Linked DNA regions of Homo sapiens: region 2 is linked to region 1. A link is an interaction called in ENCODE POLR2A ChIA-PET data of the cell type or tissue named here. Cell type or tissue: MCF 10A. All regions are shown on one strand. Each heading gives the region's core, and the rest is flanking DNA. Links, peaks and the distances in the headings are about the cores only. Region 1 has its middle 88 kb from the start of TIAM1-AS1. Region 2 has its middle 33 kb from the start of TIAM1-AS1.

Evidence for each region. ChIA-PET counts read pairs that join two places held together with the same protein. Peaks named below come from ENCODE experiments on the same cell type or tissue, not always from the same donor. Only the 100,000 strongest peaks of a DNase experiment are listed, where the experiment ranks them.
Region 2: POLR2A ChIA-PET joins it to region 1 with 7 read pairs; 2 of 35 experiments call an interaction of 5 or more read pairs at or near these places.

What each region holds. Positions count from the first base shown.
Region 1 is chr21:31,468,605-31,473,975 of GRCh38, forward strand. It overlaps a transcript of TIAM1 not described here. Among named protein-coding and RNA genes, the nearest start is that of TIAM1-AS1, 88 kb to the right of the region's middle. RefSeq lists an enhancer at 1,996-2,959. In MCF 10A, for the core only: no CTCF peak of the experiment used is centred there; no DNase peak of the experiment used is centred there.
Region 2 is chr21:31,523,268-31,528,638 of GRCh38, forward strand. It overlaps a transcript of TIAM1 not described here. Among named protein-coding and RNA genes, the nearest start is that of TIAM1-AS1, 33 kb to the right of the region's middle. In MCF 10A, for the core only: no CTCF peak of the experiment used is centred there; a DNase peak (open chromatin) is centred at 2,924.

The DNA.
Region 1 (5,371 bases), core at 275-5,274:
CTCTACTAAAAATACAAAAAAATTAGCCAGGCGTGGTGTCGGGTGCCTGTTGTCCCAGTGACTTGGGAGGCTGAGGCAGGAGAATGGCGTGAACCCGGGAGGCGGAACTTGCAGTGAGCCGAGATGGTGCCACTGCACTCCAGCCTGGGTGACAGAGCGAGACTCCATCTCAAAAAAAACGAACCTAGAAGGGCGACGTGCTAAATACTCTCAGATTGCCCTTCAGATGACTTTTCCTCTTTTTCCTCTGGGATCTGTGCCTGGGAGGCTGCCCTTCCACACTTTCTGGCCCTGGGGAGGCACCACGGGCAGGGATGACTGTCGGAAGAGGGTCAAGACAGTAGGAACACTGACCCCCTGCTTCCTCCCCACAGCAGCACCTGGAGGTCTCTCGATCACAAGTCCCTTTTTCTCTCAGGCTTCAGTTCTAGGGAACAAAGGGGCTTCCTCCTGCTGCCCCAGTGGAACCAATCCCTTTTTTTTTTTTTTTTTTTTTGAGACAGGGTCTCATTCTGTCACCCAGGCTGGAGTACAGTGGCACGATCATAGTTCACTGCAGCCTTGAACTCCCGTGCTGAGCTTACATGATCTTGCCCCTCAGCCTCCCAAGTAGCTGGGACTACAGGCACACGCCACCACACCATACCTGGCTAATCTGGGAAGCAGCAGGGGGGTTGGTAGAGAAAGGGTCTCATTATGTTGCCCAGGCTGGTCTCAAACTCCAGGGCTCAAGCAATCCTCCTGCCTCAGCCTCCCAAAGTGCTGAGATTAGAGGTGTGAGCCACTGCACCCAGCCTGTCTGCTTTTCTTAACTCCGTGAAAACACTTTCTCTCGTGACTCTCTTCTGTCACCTGTGAGTGTGCGATATACTTTCCTGCCAAGCCTCTGACTGACAACAGTAGAAGAAGAAGAGGGGCAGAGAATTTAACATTCAATTTTCTGGCCAGGCACGGTGGCTCACGCCTGTAATCCCAGCACTTTGGGAGGCCAAGGCAGGCAGATCACGAGGTCAGGAGATGGAGACCATCCTGGCTAACACGGTGAAACCCCATTTCTACTAAAAAAAGTACAAAAAAATTAGCCGGGTGTGGTGGCGGGCGCCTGTAGTCCCAGCTACTCAGAAGGCTGAGGCAGAAGAATGGTGTGAACCCGGGAGGCAGAGCTTGCAGTGAGCCAAGATCGCGCCACTGCCCTCCAGCCTGGGTGACAGAGCGAGACTCCATCTCAAAAAACAAACAAACAAAAAAAAAATCAATTTTCTATCTTTGCCCTCAATGGAGAGGGAAGAAACAGAGAACCTGATTTTTAAGCTAGATTTCCAGGCATGGGTAGGGGCAGGTGTGGCGCACTGTCTGAGGAGGCTCCGAGTGTTACGAGTGTCAGTGAAAACCTTGAATTTTTTTTTTTTTTTTTTCTGAGACACAGTCTGGCTCTGTCACCCAGGCTGGAGTGCAGTGGCGCGATCTCAGCTCACTGCAACCCCTGGCCCCCTAGGTTCAAGTGATTCTCCTGCCTCAGCCTCTCAAGTAGCTGGGACTACAGGTGTGTGCCACCACACCTGGCCAATTTTTATATTTTTGGTAGAGACAGGGTTTCACCATATTGGCCAGGCTGGGCTCAAACTCCTAACCTCAGGCGATCTGCCCACCTCAGCCTCCCATAGTGCTGGGATTACAGGTGTGAGCTCCCACGCCAGGCTGAAAACTTCAAATGTTATTTATTTATTTACTTATTTATATTTCCTTGAGACAGAGTTTCACTCTTGTTGCCCAGGCTGGAGTGCAGTGGCACGATCTCGGCTCACTGCAACTTCTACCTCCAGGGTTCAAGCGATGCTCCTGCCTCAGCCTCCCAAGTAGCTGAGATTACAGGCATATGCCACCAGGCCTGGCTAATTTTGTATTTTTAGTAGAGACAGGGTTTCACCATGTTGGTCAGGCTCGTCTCGAACTCTTGACCTCAGGTGATCCACCCGCCTCAGCCTCCCAAAGTGCTGGGATTACAGGTGTGAGCCACCACACCTGGCTAAAACCTCGAATTTTCTACACAAAATTGTGTGTATGTGTGCATTTTTCTGAAAAGAGAAATCCAGAAAGGAAAAGGTCAAAATGTTTCTATATCCTCAAAAGGTGACCAAAAATTTTAAGAGACAATGCTGCCGGGAAAACCATGTAGAAACAGCCACTGTCTCCCCAGGAGAAGAGAGAGGAACCGGCAGGTGGTGGGTACCCAGGTCAGCTCCATGAGCAGGAATGCCACCTCTTCCCTTGCCAAGGGGAGCTGGGCTGGAGGAAGGACCAGCACCACCCCTCCAGCCGCCACCCACCCCCGAGGGGGCAGCTGGGATGGTGCGTTCCTGCAAATCTCTCACAGCTCCCTCTCAACACTCAGTGACATTTGCAAAGCTCATCAGCCCAGCAGGTGTCGGATGCACAAGCAACAGCAAAAGCAGTTCCGGGGCTGGGGAAAATCTCATCGTGTTGTTCTGAAAACCTCCGGGCTGCTGAGAGTCTCCAGGCAGCAAACCAGGAGGGAAAAAATACTCAGGAGACAAGAGAACAGCAGAGCGGACCACACAGGAAATGCCCAGGTGGGCACAACGAAGCCCGGAGCTGTCTGCAGATTCCTGCCCCGGTGGGCATCGGTCAGCCCTTCCGGAGCCCAGATCCGCCCCTCAGGAGCTGTGTGGGGAGGATCAGCGGCCCCCTCCCACTAGGCTCGGTTCCCCCCTTTACCACACAGACACGATCATTCAGAATGAACCTCATAGGGCTGTTGTGGGGTCAAGGAGAAAATGTGCTTTGCATGTCACCAAGACCCAGTAAATGCCTTCAGATGTGTGTTGGGATTAGTATCAGAGCTCTTCTCTGTTTTCTTCCCTGCAGGGGTGATCACGGGTACAAACAAACAGCAGGTGACAAGGGAGGTTGATGGAATCAACTTCCCAGTTCCACAGGGCCCTTGCCCAAAGGGAGTGGCAAGGGCTAGGTAAGGTGGCTTATACCTGTAATCCCAGCACTTTGGGAGGCTGAGACGGGTGGATCACCTGAGGTCAGGAGTTAGAGACCAGCCTGACCAACATGGAGAAACCCTATCTCTACTAAAAATACAAAATTAGCCAGGCATGGTGGTGCGTGCCTGTAATCCCAGCTGCTCGGGAGGCTGAGGCAGGAGAATCACTTAAACCCAGGAGGCAGAGGTTGCAGTAAGCTGAGATTGCGCCATTGCATTCCAGCCTGGGCAACAAGAGCGAAACTCCATCTCAAATAATAATAATAATAATAATAATAATAATAAAGGGAGTGGCAAGCCAGCCAGGCAATGCCACCTGAGAGGGGCGGGAGCCTTGAGTCCACAGGGAGCCCTACAATGATCTCCATCTCCCATGCTGTGGTCCCTTTTCCAGCTGTGTCAGTGTCCTCAGCTCAGAGGCACAAGGCTGTTGTGGTTAAGAGCCTGGATGGGGAGCCTCGGTGGACACTTGGTCTTGCCATGAACTGACTGGACGGCCGTGTGCAAGTTATATCATCTCTCTGTGACTTAGTTTCCTCATCCATAAATCAGGATGATCATAATCATAGTACCTGTGTTTCTGTGAGGTTTAAATAAATTCAAACAAAGTTATCAGAATAGTGTCTGGGCCAGGCTCAATGTCTCACGCTTGTAATCCCAGCACTTTGGGAGGCTGAGGCGGGCAGATCACTTGAAGGCAGGAGTTTGAGACCGGCCTGGCCAACATGGCTAAACCCCATCTCTACTAAAAATACAAAAATCAACTGGGTGTGGTAGCACATGCCTGTAGTCCCAGCTACTCGGGAGGCTGAGAGAGGAGAATCGCTTAAACACAGGGGGCAGAGGTTTCAGTGAGCCGAGATCGTGCCACTGCACTCCAGCCTGAGCAACAAAGCAAGACTGTCTGAAAAAAAATAAATAAATAAAAATAGTGTCTGGTGTGCAGCAATAACTCAATAGATGCTGGCTGTCACATGCCCCGCATGTTTCAGTGAGTTTCCAAGGACCATTAACAAAGAGGCCTCTGTGCTCCAGATACTGGCACCACCAGCCCATGAGCCTACTACTACATGGCCTTGATCCTAAGATGGGTTCTGTAATTTAATGTTCCTAAACTTACAATAGACATGCACATTTCACATAGATTTTCTCATCTGTTAAATGGGGATAATAACAGCATCTAGCTAACAAGATTAGTGGAGGATTAAGGATTAATATAAGCAGAATGCTTTGAACAGAGCTTGGCATGGCGTACGCATCAGAAATTGTCCTCTGCAGGTATTTTCACCGTCATTACAGTAATTGATCTGATCTGCTGCAAGTCTTCGCACTCCAGTCAAATGTGGAAATTCTTCCTCACCCCTCACTCAATCCAGGCATCACCTGACCCTGGTACCAAAGATGCACGGTCTGGAGCTGGCAAGGGAATGGCCTCGGTAAACAGAAAGATGCTGTGGAGTTTCAGGCATTTTCTGGGGTTTTCCCACTCTGTTGTCTTCCCAGAATTAGTTACTTACAAAAAGAACATGGCAGCCAGGCACGGTGGCTCACGCCTGTAATCCCAGCACTTTGGGAGGCCAAGCGGGCAGATCACGAGGCCAGGAGATCGAGACCATCCTGGCTAACACGGTGAAACCCCATCTCTACTAAAAAATACAAAAAATTAGCTGGGCGTGGTGGCGGGTGCCTGTAGTCCCAGCTACTCGGGAGGCTGAGGCAGGAGAATAGCGTGAGCCTGGGAGGCAGAGCTTGCAGTGAGCCGTGATCGTGCCACTGCACTCTAGGCTGGGGGACAGATCAAGACTCCATCTCAAAAAAAAAAAAAAAAAAAAAAAAAAAAAAAAAAAAACATGGCTTAGAAGTTGCTGAGTTGCATATTAGATCCCAGGTTGATTTAAGGTTAATTTTGTTTTTTTTTGCTGTTGGAGTAATTTTCAGGTCACTATGTTGGCTTCTTGGTGGCCCCTGGAGCACAGCTGGCCTCCCGTCAGTCTGAGGGCCTCATGGAAAATAAACCTTTAGCAGGGGCACACAAGGAAAACAACCGGAAGTGGAGAGAAAAAGTAGCAGGAAAGGGGTCCCAGTACAGTCAAAGATCAGCGAGTGAGCCAGGGATTGAGACAATCACTAAATCAGTGGCCTCCACTGTCCGTAACAAAGTCTGAAATAAGTTCCATAAAATCACTATTTTCCCCTCCTCTGTCACCTTAGCTGGTGCCGCCCTGCACTGGAGACTTGCAGAATCATTAGTCTGTTCCTGCACTGCTATAAAAAAACACCAGAGACTGGGTAACTTACAAAGAAAAGAGGTTTATTTGGCGCACAGTTCTGCAGGCTGCACAAGAAGCATGGCACCAG
Region 2 (5,371 bases), core at 316-5,315, 55 kb after region 1:
TAGCCTAATGAACTGAATAGTTCAATGCTTTTGCAGAAAAAGTCCTAAGCAGTGCAATTAAGAAAAATCTAAAACAACACAATGATTTTATATAAGCAGCAGAAATCTTCTTCCCAAATGAGAACAAGTCATATGCACCACTCATTTAAGACTCTTCAAAATGCAGAAAGATGTCTGGATTTTGAAAGTGAGGAAGGAAGACTAATAGTTCAGGGCAGCAGCATGAAATAGCAAAAGCTCCCAGACATCAGGGATACAGCCTGAAGCCTCCAGGCTCAACCTAGCTGTTTACTAATTGTGTGACTGTGGGCAAATCTCTTCATCTCTGAACCTCAGTTTGCTCATCAATAAAGTGGAGATAATAGTACGTACTCAGTGGGGCAAGATGGCTCACCCCTGTGATCCCAGCACTTTGGGAGGCCAAGGCGGGCAGATCACCCGAGGTCAGGAGTTCGAGAACAGCCTGGCCAACAAGGTGAAACCCCATCTCTACTAAAAATACAAAAATTAGCCAGGCATGGTGGCCTGTAATCTCAGCTACCCGGGAGGCTAAGGCACAAGAATCACTTGAACCCGGGAGGTGGAGGTTGCAGTGAGCTGAGATCGCGCCACTGCACTCCAGCCTGGGTGACAGAGCCAGATTCCATCTCAAAAAAAAAAAAAAAAATAGTATGTACTCTGCCTGCTCTGCAGGCATGATAATTCCCAATGCTCACTCCAGCCTGGGTGACGAAGCCAGACCCCAACTCAAAAAAAAAAAATAGTGTACTCTGCCTGCTCTGCAGGGGTGATAATTACCAATGCTCAGGTGAAAAAAAAGCTAAGACTCAGGATACACTTCCAAGACTAGTGTGTCAGGCCACTTTTGCATTGCTGTAAGGAAATACCTAAGGCTGGGTAATTTATATAGAAAAGAGGTTTAATTGGCTCATGGTTCTGCAGATTGTACAAGAAGCACGGCTTCTGGGAAAGCCTCAGGGAGCTTTTACTCATGGTGCAAGGTGAAGTGGGGGTAGGAGTCTCACATGGCAGAGGAGGAGCAAGAGAGAGTAGAGGGAGGTGTCACACTTTACAACAGCCAGATCTTGCGAGAACTGGCTCACTATGGCAAGAACTGCACCAAGCCAAGAGGGATCCGCCCCCACAACACAAACACCTCCCACCAGGCCCCTCCTCCAACACCGGGAGTTAATCTTAACAAGAGATTTGGAGGGGACATCCAACTATATTAGCTAGTGAATCCCAGAACCTGGACTCAAAAGTATATTCTCTTGCTAGATGGCAAAAAGCATTTGCTGGTGAAGGGTTTGATCCTGAGAGCTTTGAAATAGAAAAATGGAAAATCTAATGGGAAATCAGGAGGAATAATCAGAGTTTACTCTCTCTCTGCCAAGCTTATAAGCAAAAGAGCTGAAGTGTATTGAACACTATGCCCAAGAGTTTTATATCCATTTTATCATGCAATGCTCCTTTAGCTAGATAATTACAGCAAAAACTTACATAGCATTTAGTGTGTGCCTTGTACCATTCCAAACTTCTATCATGTGATTCATCTGCTCTTCCCAACATCTCAGGGAGGCAGACACATCCTTGTCTTAGTACATTTGTGCTGCTACAAAGGAATGCCTGAGACTGTGTAATTACAAAGAAAAGGGGTCTATTTGGCTCATGGTTCTGCAGACTGTACAAGAAAAATGGCAGCAACATCTGCTTCTGGGGAGGCCTCAGGAAGCTTCCACTCATGGTGGAAGGAAAAGGGGGAGCGAGCATGTCACGTGGCAAGGAGGAGGAAAAGAGAGAGGGGCCAGACTCTTTAATAATCAGATCTGAGGCTGGGCGCGGTGGCTCATACCTGTAATCTCAGCACTTTGGGAGGCCGATCACCTGAGGTCAAGAGTTCAAGACCAGCCTGGCCAACATGGTGACACCTGTCTCTAATAAAAACACAAAAATTAGCCAGGCATGGTGGCGCACACCTGTAATCTCAGCTACTTCGGAGGCTGAGGCAGGAGAATCACTTGAACCCAGGAGGTAGAGGTTGCAGTGAGCTGAGATTGCGCCACGCACTCCAACCTGGGCGACAGAGCCAGACTCCGTCTCAAAAAAAAAAAAAAAAATCAGATCTGACGGGAACTCATAGAGCGAGAACTCGCTCCTTGTGAGAATGGCACCAAGGCATTCATGAGGGATCCACCCCCAAGACCCAAACACCTCTCACTAGGCCCCACCTCCAACACTAGGAAACAAATTTCAGCATGAGATTTGGAGGGGACAAATACCCCAACTATTAGGAATCATCATTTTATAGACAAGGCACTTGAGGCACAGAGCCAAGTGACTTCCCCAAAGTCACACTGCTAGCAGGGCCAGAATTCAAACCCAGGCAGTCTGGCACCAGAGTCCATGCTATTAACCCCTGTACCAGGGACTCTTATTATATGAAGAAATAAAATGAGAGGGTGACACATTAATTATGTCATCCGACGCCAGGCACGGGGGCTCATGTCTGTAACCCCAGCACTTTGGAAGGCTGAGATGGGTGGATCATTTGAAGTCAGGAGTTCGAGGCCAGCCTGGCCAACATGGTGAAATCCCGCCTTTACTAAAAATACAAAAATTAGCTGGGCTTGGTGGCGGGCGCCTGTAGTCCCAGCTACTCGAGAGGCTGAGGCAGGAGAATCGCTTGAACCCGGGAGGCAGAGGTTGCAGTGAGCCGAGATCACGCCACTGCACTCAAGCCTGGGTGGCAGAGCAAGACTCCATCTCAAAAAAAAAAAAAAAAAAAAATTATCTCATCCAAGTGAGCACAACTTGCTTTGAACCTGGTCTGCAGTTCTCCCTGTCTGGGCACTCACCACCATGCTGTGTGTTCAGGCCTGGCAGGCAGGGGTGCCACCCCCATAGCAGCACTGAGCCCTGGGGCAGATGAGTAAGCAAACAGGATGAGATCTGGGTCTTCACAGCAGGAGACTGAAGAGGGAAGGATAAGAAACAAGTGACCAGGGAAGATGGAAGGCAGCGGGAAGCAAGCAGCAAAACTAAAAGAGGTCAAAGGCTCCACTGACTGTTTCTGCTGACTTTGATGAGTGCATGCACGGCGGAAACTTCTGGAAACTTCTGGTTTCCGTAACTATTTTATCTATGCTCAGGGGCTCCATGAGCTGAGTTCATTTAGCAAATTAATGACCTTCTAAGCCTTTTAAGTCATTCTGAACAGAAAAAGAATTGCTCAGCAAATCACTTGGAGAGGAAATCTCATGAGGAAACTCCCTTTTTTTCTAAGACGATATGACAATGCTTTCCCACGACAATGCAGACCCTGCATGGCCACAGGTGGGAATCGTGATAGTAAGCCTGGGGTCACATATCTCATCATGTACTTTACCTTCATCATATATCTATGGGAATCTCAAAAGCTGTATTCTCTTTTTTTGTTGTTTGTTTGTTTGTTTGTGACAGAGTCTCCCTATGTCACCCAGGCTGGAGTAGAGGGGCATGATCTCAGCTCACTAAAACCTCCGCCTCCCAGGTTCGTGCGATTTTCCTGCCTCAACCTCCCAAGTAGCTGGGACTACAGGCACGCACCACCATGCCAAGCTCATTTTGGTATTTTTAGTAGAGACGGGGTTTTGCCATGTTGACCAGGCTGGTCTCGAACTCCTGACCTCAGGTGATCCACCTGCCTCAGCCTCCCAAAGTGCTGGGATTACAGGCGTGAGCCACCACGCCTGGCCAAAAGCTGTATACTCTTTCCTGATCTTCCATCAAGCTTCCAAAGACTTCCAAAGATATCCGGGCCACACACTGTGGAACAGACACCGGAGAAACTGGGCTCCAACACAGAGACTAGATTTAACTCCTGCTTGGCAACAGCTGGAGCCTAGAAGCTCTGCACACCAATACAGAGCCTGCAAAACTCTCCATGCCTCCTGCCTCTGTTAACCCAGCTTCCTCCCCCTGTCTTAAGCTGAAACTCCTCCGTGGGACTTACTCATGCTGACACACAAGCATTTTCTAAATAGAAAATTTTGGTAGAGAATGAGTAGGGTAAACTCAGGTTATCAGAATCTTAGAGGAGGCCCAGAGACACAAAAAGACCACATTTAGGTGCCTCTCAACTTTGCAGGAAAGTTCTAAAAATAGAGGGCCTGATTTCAAGTGGAAGTGATTTTAAACTACAATCTATTATTTAAATAGCAAACACGTTGAGTATCTAAAAGATCAAGACAAAGATGAGTGAGACATTCGAAGAGCATGGGGACCTAGCACACATTTTTGCCAGCTCTCCATCTGCCCTGATGGATTACTAAATTCACAGCTGACTCTCCAGTTTTAACCATTTTCTTCTGATTGGGTGTTAAGACATTCCCAGAGGGAAGGGATGGAGCTAAAATCACCCATCTATCAGCCACCTGCCCCACCCCATTCCACCCTGTCACTTATCACAAAATCCTAAAATACAGATATGATCTTAAAGGCCACCAGTCCCAACCCAATGCTTAGAATCTCCTCAGTGTGTCCCAGTCTCCACTCACCTGGGCCACTTGTGGTCAACAGTCTCTCAATGTTGATCACATTGAGTCCCCTGATCAAGCCCATCACTACCCTTCAGAAACAGATTTGCTCCCAAGGAAATGTCTTGCTTCTCCCTACACAAACAGGAACAGAGTGGGAGCACCATGTGTGTTAATTCCAACAGGATGCTAGACTGTTGTTGATACAAGTGTTACAGTGTTAATATAGCTGAGATGGGAAGCCCTAAACTAGTGATTCTAGGCTTTCCAGCGTACAAGATTGATGAGACTTCAGTGTTTAAACAACATTCACTGACAGAGAGAAAGAGATAACTAGGGAGATTAAGGGAGCAGGGAGGGGGGATGCCGATCAATGAAAATATTTCTTCCAGGGAAGAGGCAGCACTATCAATGCACTAAGTATGTGACCTCTATTTAAAATACTTCCCAAAGCCAGGCACAGTGGCTCATCCCTATACTCCCAGCACTTTGGGAGGCCAAGGCAGGAAGATTGCTTGAGGCCAGGAGTCCAAGACCAGCCTGAGCAACATACCAAGACCCTGTCTCTACAAAAAATTTGAAAATTAGCTGGGCATAGTGGTGCATCTAGCTACTCAGTCCTAGCTACTCAGGAGGCGGAGGCAGGAAGCTCCCTGAGCACAAGAGATGGAGGCTGCAGTGAGCTAGGATCGCGCCTCCATACTCCAGCCTGGGCAACAGAAATAAAAATTAAAATAAATAGGCAGGTCACGGTGGCTCACACCTGTAATCCCAGCACTTTGGGAGGCCGAGGCGGGCGGATCACATGGTCAGGAGTTTGAGACCAGCCTGGGCAACATGGTGAAACCCTGTCTCTA